Linked DNA regions of Homo sapiens: region 2 is linked to region 1. A link is an interaction called in ENCODE POLR2A ChIA-PET data of the cell type or tissue named here. Cell type or tissue: Panc1. All regions are shown on one strand. Each heading gives the region's core, and the rest is flanking DNA. Links, peaks and the distances in the headings are about the cores only.

Evidence for each region. ChIA-PET counts read pairs that join two places held together with the same protein. Peaks named below come from ENCODE experiments on the same cell type or tissue, not always from the same donor. Only the 100,000 strongest peaks of a DNase experiment are listed, where the experiment ranks them.
Region 2: POLR2A ChIA-PET joins it to region 1 with 10 read pairs; 1 of 35 experiments calls an interaction of 5 or more read pairs at or near these places.

The regions. Positions count from the first base shown.
Region 1 is chr16:51,463,204-51,467,638 of GRCh38, forward strand. All of the region lies in intron 2 of LOC102723323 (a long non-coding RNA gene), which reads right to left. Among named protein-coding and RNA genes, the nearest start is that of HNRNPA1L3, 180 kb to the right of the region's middle. In Panc1, for the core only: no CTCF peak of the experiment used is centred there; a DNase peak (open chromatin) is centred at 2,025.
Region 2 is chr16:51,130,340-51,134,774 of GRCh38, forward strand. LOC105371253 reads right to left here. Exons shown (of 2, transcript XM_017023963.3): 2 at 3,409-4,435. The coding sequence ends at 3,862. Among named protein-coding and RNA genes, the nearest start is that of SALL1, 19 kb to the right of the region's middle. In Panc1, for the core only: no CTCF peak of the experiment used is centred there; no DNase peak of the experiment used is centred there; H3K4me3 peaks cover 330 bases.

The DNA.
Region 1 (4,435 bases), core at 325-4,324:
CACGCCCGGCACCTGGCTGCTAATATCTTTCCTGCCTTTGTTTTACTCCCTGGGCAGCTTTCTCTCCTTTCTGAGTGCTGCCAGCACAAAGGGTCTTCCTCTCTCAGCATCCTCATCTGTTTCCAAGATGTGGCACAAGCTTTGAGCAAAATCGTAAAACAGAACAAGATTTTCTTCTCCAAAGTCCCTAGCTGGGCCATCTCCTTCACCTCATTGCAATGCTCCTTACCCCTGGTTCCTGAGTTTTTTCTTCTCGACACCCCAGCTGACACTAAAGCTTGCTCTCAGTATAAGTTTACCTCATTTAGGCAAATTGTGTCCCCATATGACCTCTCTCAGAGCTGCTGGCCTTTTAAGCCCTCCTAAAGGTTCTATCCCTGTTAAAGCTTATTTACCATTACACTCAGGACACAGACTTATTTTCACAACAGAGCTCCTTCCCAGGAACTGGAAGTGACACCTGGTCAGTGGAAGCTGATTTCACCTTTGGAGAATGGCTTCCTTATTTTCTGGGATGCTGGCTCCCTTTCATCTCCCTGGGATGACCCCTTCCCCCACAACCCAAGCATGCGTGCTCCTGAGCTCTTGGACCTGGTCCTGCTTTTGAGATGATTCTCTGTCTCTTCCCTTTGGCTGTCTTCTTCCAAGCCATCTTGCAAACTGATACACAGATACATAGAACCATCTTGCAGACTGCCCCGCTAAGCAATTCCAGGACTGACTCCCTAAGACTGGCAGCCTGGGAGAGTGGTTAAGAGCACAGGCTCTGAGGCCAAAGTGCAGAATTTGTATCCTGGTTCTGCTACTTCTTAACTGTGTGACCTTGGGCAAGGGACTTAAGCTCCAGATGTCTGTTTTTTTCACTTGTAAAATGGGGAGGGATAATAACGGTACAGGCCTCTGAGTTAATACATGTAAAACACTTCAAACATTACCTGGCATCTTCAGGGAGCTCAGTAAACATTAGCTACTCATCTAGCTCAGCCTAAATAAGAGCTCAGGGTCTCTGCTCCCTTTGTTGCTTTTGCCCCTTTTCTCAAGCCAATTTCCTAGATTTCTTGCAGAGCCTCCCTCTGACTGCGTCCTGGTCATCCTGGGAAGTCTCCTCTCTGACTTGGGGTTTGCCCTGAGCCACAGTCACTTTGCATGGCTTTTCCTCCCAACCTCCTCACCCCTGCAATATAGCCCTCCTCAGGTTGGCAACCTCTTCTCTTCACCTCTGCCTCCCCAACATGCCTTGCAAATAGATCTGCTGACCACAGCTGCTCAAGAAAGAGTTTCTTTAGCTTCATAATGTTGGCTCTTGCTCTGTCCTAGGATGGAGGTGGTTTTAGAATCCTTTTACCTCCAAGACCCTATTAGTACAGCCTTCTGCTGCTTCATATTTATTTGACACTCTTTCATTTGGTCTCCCACCCAAATCATAATAATAAGTGAGCCATGAATTGGGGTTGTCCACCGTCTTGCAAGGCCGGTCAGTCACTTTTTGGTTTAGAGAACCATCAGAATAGGCCGGGCATGGTGGCTCATGCCTGTAATTCCAGCACTTTGGGATGCCAAGGCAGCCAGATTATTTGAGGTCAGGAGCTGGAGACCAGCCTGGCCAACATGGTGAAACCCCATCTCTACCCAAAATACAAAAATTAGCTGGGCGTGGTGGTATGCACCTGTAATCCCAGCTGCTGGGGAGGCTGAGGCAGGAGAATCACTTGAACCTGGGAGGTGGAGGTTGCAGTGAGCAGAGATCGCACCACTGCACTCCAGTTTGGGCAACAGAGTGAGACTCCGTTTCAAAAAAAAAAGAGAACCACTAGAATTAAGCCTATACCAGCCTGCTGGAGGCGGGAGCTTCCATCTGCAAATGTTGAAATGTACGTCTTCTCACCCTAAATCCCAGTCTCCAAGCTGTTCTATGCCATGCCAGCTACCCAGAAAAGTCCTCGGCTGTGGGTTGTTTGTGTTATTTTTTTAGCTGTCATTAAGCCACATGCATTCCTGCTTGTGTAATCATCCGAGAACTATATGAGTTAGCCTGGGAATTGCCACCAACATGCTGCTTGTACTTACTAGCTTTATAACTGATGACCAGGCCGCAGGATAATGACAGCTTTGCTGCCCCACAGTCACTCAATTTAATGTAACTGATTTCTGAAGAAGCAAATGCATCTGCTAACTTTGTCTATATGAGTCAGTGGTATGGAGGCAGAAATCGGCTAAATTATAGGATTAAAAGAACCAAGCAAATTCTAAACATCCCATCCTGGGCCTCTTTGGTCATAGGTCAAACCTTGGTCCTGGAAAGTAGAATTTGATCTGCACAATGCTTTTCAAAAAAATTAGATTTGAACACCTTTAAGAAACTCCTATATCCTCTAGTTTGCTACAATCTCCACTGTTCCCTTTTGTTTTACGTTTGGTTTGCTTCATTCATTTATGTTGACCTGCTTGGTCCCTGAAGCCATTGGGTTTACAGCTAAAAAGCTGAGTGCTTCCTCTAAAAATATGAAAACTAATTACAGAGACACAGAACCATGGAGTTTAGATCTGAAAGGGAAAAGGGAGTGTAATTAAAAAAAATAATTGTCGCCCCACATTTCCAAGTGGAGACTGTGAGGCCAAGTAACATGAAACCATCTGTGACCCATGAGTATCTGTTGACATGGTCTTTGTCATCTTGTTTTCTCAAAAGAGATAACTTCTCTGGATTTTTTTTTTCTTTTTTGAGATGGAGTCTCACTCTGTTGCCCAGGCCTGGAGTGCAATGGCACAGTCTTGGCTCACTGCAGTCTTTGCCTCCCAGGTTCAAGCGATTCTCCCCGCTCAGCCTCCCGAGTAGCTGGAATTACAGGCACCTGCCATCATGCTTGGCTAATTTTTATGTTTTTGTAGAGAAGGGGTTTCACCATGTTGGCCAGGCTAGTCTCAAACTCCTGACCTCAGATGATCCACCCTCCTCGGAATTCTTTTGAGAAACATAAAAGCTATAGAACTATAATAATCATGGTAGCATCATTTGTTAAGAATGTCAGATCCTGATACACAGAACTCACGTGCCAGCTGTCATCTGCCATGGCCTCGGCCTTGTCCCTGGCCAAACCTGAAGAACTTCTCCTTCATCTGGAAGGGCCCACTCCTACCAAAGCATTGTAGCATTGTAGATTTTACTGAAGATCTTGCAATGGAGACAGAAAAAGGGATTGATGTCATGGTAGACCCAGTCTTTCTCTTAGGAATCTTCCCCAGATGTATATTCTCCTCCTAGTATCACTCCTGTGCCCACTACTGACCAGGTCTCTCCCCTGAGCCTTCTTTTTATCAGCCTCTCCAACCCCACACTTCCACGTGCCTCCCCTGGGTTTTTCTGTCCTCTTTTCTTATGTTAAGCGACATAGCTTCTGTCTCTTTCTATCCAGTTTCTATCTCTTTCTGCCACTTAATACTATTTTCAAGTGTGAGGATGGAAATTTTGCTTGTGCTCAGCAAGTAAAAAATTCTTCAGTTCTCATGACCTATCTCTATAAATATGACAATGGAGGATTATAAAGAATAGCAACAAAACAGTTTTGTTCCTCTAAACACACATGGTCTCTAATCCTCACTACAAATTTACAGTGAGGTAGGTATTTTTTGTACCTCATAGAAAAAAAAAAGAAGAACAGAGATCAGGGAGGTCAAGTCACTTGCCCTGGGTCACACAGCTTGTAAGTGCTGCAGATAGAACTTACTCAGGCCTGACCCAAACTCCTTCTTTGCCATGTGGGGGCATTGGATGGCAGGTAGTGGTAGGGCTGAGTTAATTGATCTGCTGGCATCAATTCTAGATGATTCTTCCCTTTAATCTCTATTGGGATCTAATAACTCAGAGGTGGCAATTTTGGTTAAACACCCTCTTTTTTTTGAGACAGTCTTGCTCTGTCACCCAGGCTAGAGTGTACAGTGCAGTGGCATGATCTCAGCTCACTGCAACCTCTGCCTCCCAGGTTCAAGTGATTCTCCTGCCTCAGCCTCCCAAACAGCTGGGATTACAGGTGCCTGCCACTGCGCCCGGCTAATTTTTGTATTTTTAGTAGAGACAGCGTTTCACCATCTTGTCCGGGATGGTCTCGAACTCCTGACCTCTTGATCCAGCTGCCTCGGCCTCCCAAAGTGCTGGGATTATAAGCGTGAGCCACTGCCCCCAGCCCCTTAAACACCGTCTTTTTAAAGAGAATTCATCTTCAGGATGCTTTTTGATGCTTAGAAAGAAACTCCTAATGAGGATACTTCTCCAACTTTTCTTTCTCCTCCTCATCTGAGCCTTATTATAATTCAAGTCTATACATTGCAAGTGACAGTGGTCTCTTTTCTTTACTTCTTTAATTAGTACTGTCATTTTTAATCCACTGGAAAGAAGAATGGGAGATTGAATATCCCAACAGACATGTTATTCTGAAAC
Region 2 (4,435 bases), core at 297-4,296, 330 kb before region 1:
CTGGTCTCGAACTCCTGACCTCAGGTGATCCTCCCTCCTCGGCCTCCCAAAGTGCTGGGATTACAAGCCTGAGACACCATGCCCGACTCAAACTTTTTTGATGTCAACTCACGCTAAGAACGGCACCATGCCCAGTGCACACATATATATAACTGAAATAAAAGCTTCACAAGACACCACTTACCCTTACTACATGTGGTATACTCTGATATTTTCTGTTCTATTACATTAAAAAAAATAGTCCTGGCGATTATATATTCTGATTTCATAATGCACCAGTGGGTCACATCCTGCAGTTTGGAAAACTCTAGGCCGGGTCTAAGGTATGTATTGACAGATATGGGCAGTGAGATGGGGTTTAAATAAAACTCTGTAAGACTTACAGACCTCATGCTTGTCTGAAACAAGAGACAGATGGTTAGAAGAGAACCCAGAAAGGGTGTCGATGAGTGAAGCCGTGGGATTTGTTCAGATTACTTTGAATTTGGGGAACGTCACCAGTGTAAAACCATTCTGCACTATAAGGGTTTCTCTGGCACAGGATTAGAAAGACTATTGGAGATAAATGAATTTAATGTTTCCCATTCCTTTTGAAATAAATATACTTAAGTTTTAAAAGGGGAGTCAGCTTAAATTATTAAATAAGTAAAAGTAAAGATGGGATTCCACTAATGTAGTTATAAACATGGCAAGAGTTTGAAGGAAGCTACTGGAGCCTATTGATGGAAGTCTAACCTCTCATGGTACAGTTTGGGGAATGGTACCATTGATCAGGCAATGATTGCCAAATGCCCAAAGTTGGCATTCAGGCTAGTGATAGCTCCAGGTCTCCTGGTGTCCAAATGTTCCTTCTCTGCTCTCAGGGCCTTAGTTTTGTCATCTGTTAAGTGGATTGTTACGATGACAAGCAAGATGAGACATGGAGAATTCCAAATTCTGAATACAGAAGCAGGTCTGCAGGCTGATTAGTATAGTTATGTTTTGTCTGGCCCTAATCTCAGGAGTGGGGTCTACCATGTTTACATGTTTACCCTTGTTTCCAGGTGACTTCCAGGACCTCATCCTGAATGTAGTTGGGATGAGAAGATGATGTGACCTCCTGGTCTCCAGGCATCCATGACCTAACAGACTGCACTGTGTCAGGATTCAGCTATGCCTGGTGCAGCTGGACTAGGTCCCACTCTGGGTCTTATAAGGAAGGATCGACTTGTGTGTGGCCTCCAATGCAGTTTCACTTGTCTTCAAAGCCCTCCGCAGAATGTAAGTAAAAATCTGATCCTGGAATTGCCCTTGGCGAGGTGAGCAGCCAGGGGCCACACACAGAAAACAGTCTGTTCCTGGTGGCGTTCGGAAAGGCCAGTCACACTTGCCACCCCCGTTGTCATCGTCCCTAGCTTCAGAAAGCACTGGAGCCAGGTTGACATGCGGCCGATGAGTCTTTGTTCAACTTGAGCTCAGATGGACACAGAAACATGAGAGGAGCCAAGTCCTATGTTTAAACAGTTAAGAGGAAGCCAGGCTCAGTAAGGAACTACAACCCGGGATTTAGCCTGGTCCAATTTTCCTTCTCTGGGATTTCCTGTCCTTTTTTGTAGATGTTTCTATCTATCGAATGTTCCCTGGTCATTGGTTGAAGGCCATCAAGTCGGCGGTGAAAGTCTTACCCAGTACTTACACAGTACTTCAGCTTAGCTGCGAAAATATCAATGAGCTGCCGAACTGTGTGGACCCCAAGCCAGGCTGATGGGACACACGTGCCAGGCCTCTGTCCATCTGCCCTTCACGGTGGAAAAAGAGCCCAAACTTTAAGACTGGGCTTAAACAAAGCATCCACACAAAGAAGTCCAGCCTGCTACCCCAACAACTGCCAGGGGGGCAGGCCACATTGGGGTTGGTGGGGGACAGAAAACCGGTGGGTCTTTAAGGAATGCAAAAGAAGGGAACCCCAAAGGCCCCCTGCAATGTCCTCAGACTGCAGTTAAAATTTAACAAATTTTTAATGTAAATCATCTGGCATACTCAATTGCATGGGGTACACGGGATGGGTGGGGGTGAGGGGTGGCAGCAGGGAGGGAACAATGGCTAGGATTAGATAATTTACTTAGTGCTAAAATTCCAGGAAGTTTGTGTTGATCTGGGCCTGGATCTTGTTACTTTTTAGCTCAAATCTAAATCTTTATCTTCCTCTAAGAGTTGAGAGGACATTTATTACGTCGTCATTTTTACAGTTGTAATTTTTACTCCCTTTCATCAAATAGAGCTGGTTAGATTAGCAGCTCTTAGCACTGAGATGAAAATATTGGTAGGGCCCAATGGGTCCTGTTTTGTTTATTCTAACAGAGCAGGCTTTGATCTAGACATATTTCCTGGGGTCTGGACGAGATGACCTAATTCCTGTCTTATCCGTCTCTACTTTTCTGTGAATCTCAGATTGCGCTTTACTGTGGAGCCCTTTGAAATTCACTTTATACTTTTTTCCACTTTGTTACCCACTCTGACATTTGTTTCATTTGGGATGGAGTGTGTAACTCCTAGCAAATAATCCATTGCTTTATTTTTCTAACAGGACTGCTAAGTTTTAACAGAGTAGGAGCTTTTTTTTTTTTTTTTGCTCTCTCATTCTTGACATTCACGACATGCCAAAAACAATAAGCAAATAATCTACTGCTAGAAATTTATGTCAACTGCAAATCATTAAGAATTTTCTGTTTGAAGACATTTTTTTCTTGTAATTAAAAAAAAAAAATGCCCTCCCTCCACTCCCTAAAAAGCCATTTGAATAGACCTGGCCTGTGAAGATTGGGATGTAAAAACTCAAAGCGCAAAGCCAGCTTCAGGTATCTCCAGCTGATCTGCAGGACCCCTCCCTTACGCTACCCACCCTTCCCCAACCCAGACCGGGGGTGGGGGTGGGGGGGGAGGGAGGGAGGGAGGGGTCATCTCGAGCAGCTTGGGTTTGTCATTGGTTCTCTCTCTCTTTTTTTCCCCTCCCCAGGTCCCTGTCAATCACCAAACTGCTCTTCCAAGTATATTTTCCAGGAAGAAGGAAGCCCGTGGCGGGGGGGTGGGTGGAAAAGGGAGGGTAGTGGAGATGACGGGAGAAGGAAGAAAGAAAAAGCACGACGGAATATAAGGAAGGAAAGATAGAGAGAATGAGAGAATGACAGCTACCCAGGCAGAGAGGAAGAACAGGAAACGCAGTTCCTGGGGAGGGGTGGGGGGAACAAAAACAACAAAAAACCTCGAATAAACTACAAATTCCTAACGTTTGTAAATTTTGAGTGATAGACACAAAGCGTTTCTTAAATTCTTCTCTGGGCTGTTCTGTATTTTTACAATTCCCCCCTTTTTAAAAAAAAAAGCTGGGGAAACTGTCACCAAAGTGAATATTTTTAGCTAAACAATTCTGTGAACTTAGTTGCAGCAACAATCCTTCCTTAATTCAGTGAATTCGGTTCTCGGTGATTTCAATACCACCACGAGGCACCTCTAGTGAGGCGTAGCGGGGCAAGGGTCGGGGAGTAGGTGAGGAGGGGGTGCGCGCCCGTCAGCTGCCTTCACCTCAACCCTGTTGCTTTGTAAATGTAAATCCAGTTCTGTTCTGCGGGCCGAGCCCAAAGGCTGAGTGTATTTTTCACACTGGGAGGAGAAGCAGGGCAGAGGGCGATTTCTTATTTTGGAAATGGATGGAAAGGGGAATGAATGGGCAGGTAATAATCAATAGATTAGAAAGATAGTCAATCAATAAATGGATAGGCAGGGACAAAAGGAGACACAGAGAGAGAAAAAGAGAGAGAGAGAGAGAGAGGAGGGGGTTGGAGAGAAAGAGACGGAGAGACAGAGAGACCCTCTGACCTTTTCCTAAACTCTTCTGATGGCTCCGGAAAGAGAAGTGACTTTTGCTCCCCTTAACTCACTTTCAGAAACCGCTGGAAGGTGGGAGGTTAGTGATGAGAGGGAAAGGGAACACAGCGCCCCCGCTCCCCTCTCCCCACTGCCTGCCTCTTGGAAATGGACGCGCAGCCCAAGGTGGTGCAGGGCGGTGACCTTCGCGCCCGGCCCGGAGTGCGGGAGCCCCGGGGACTTGGCGGCGGCGGCCATTGGAGAGCGGGGTCCAGCTGCTGGCAGACGCTCGGTGGAAAGTGTCGCGGCGCAGCCCCTGGACACCTTTGGAGAGGGCCGGCGAGGCGCCGGGCATGTGCGGCAGGGTGGCGCTGTCGAAGCCTGCCCCTCTCGGTGGGCGGCAGCCCCCCGGATCACTTCCCTCAGATGTCCCCAGGCCCTGTCCCTGGGCGTAAAGGGCGCGCAGCCCGGGGCAGCCCCTCCTCGCCACGCCCAGCGATGGGAAGTTGTGGACGTCGTCTGTGCAACGGAAACAGCTCCATCTGGCCCGCGCAGAACCAGAGTTCTGGCTGGAACTCCGGCCTTCAATCCG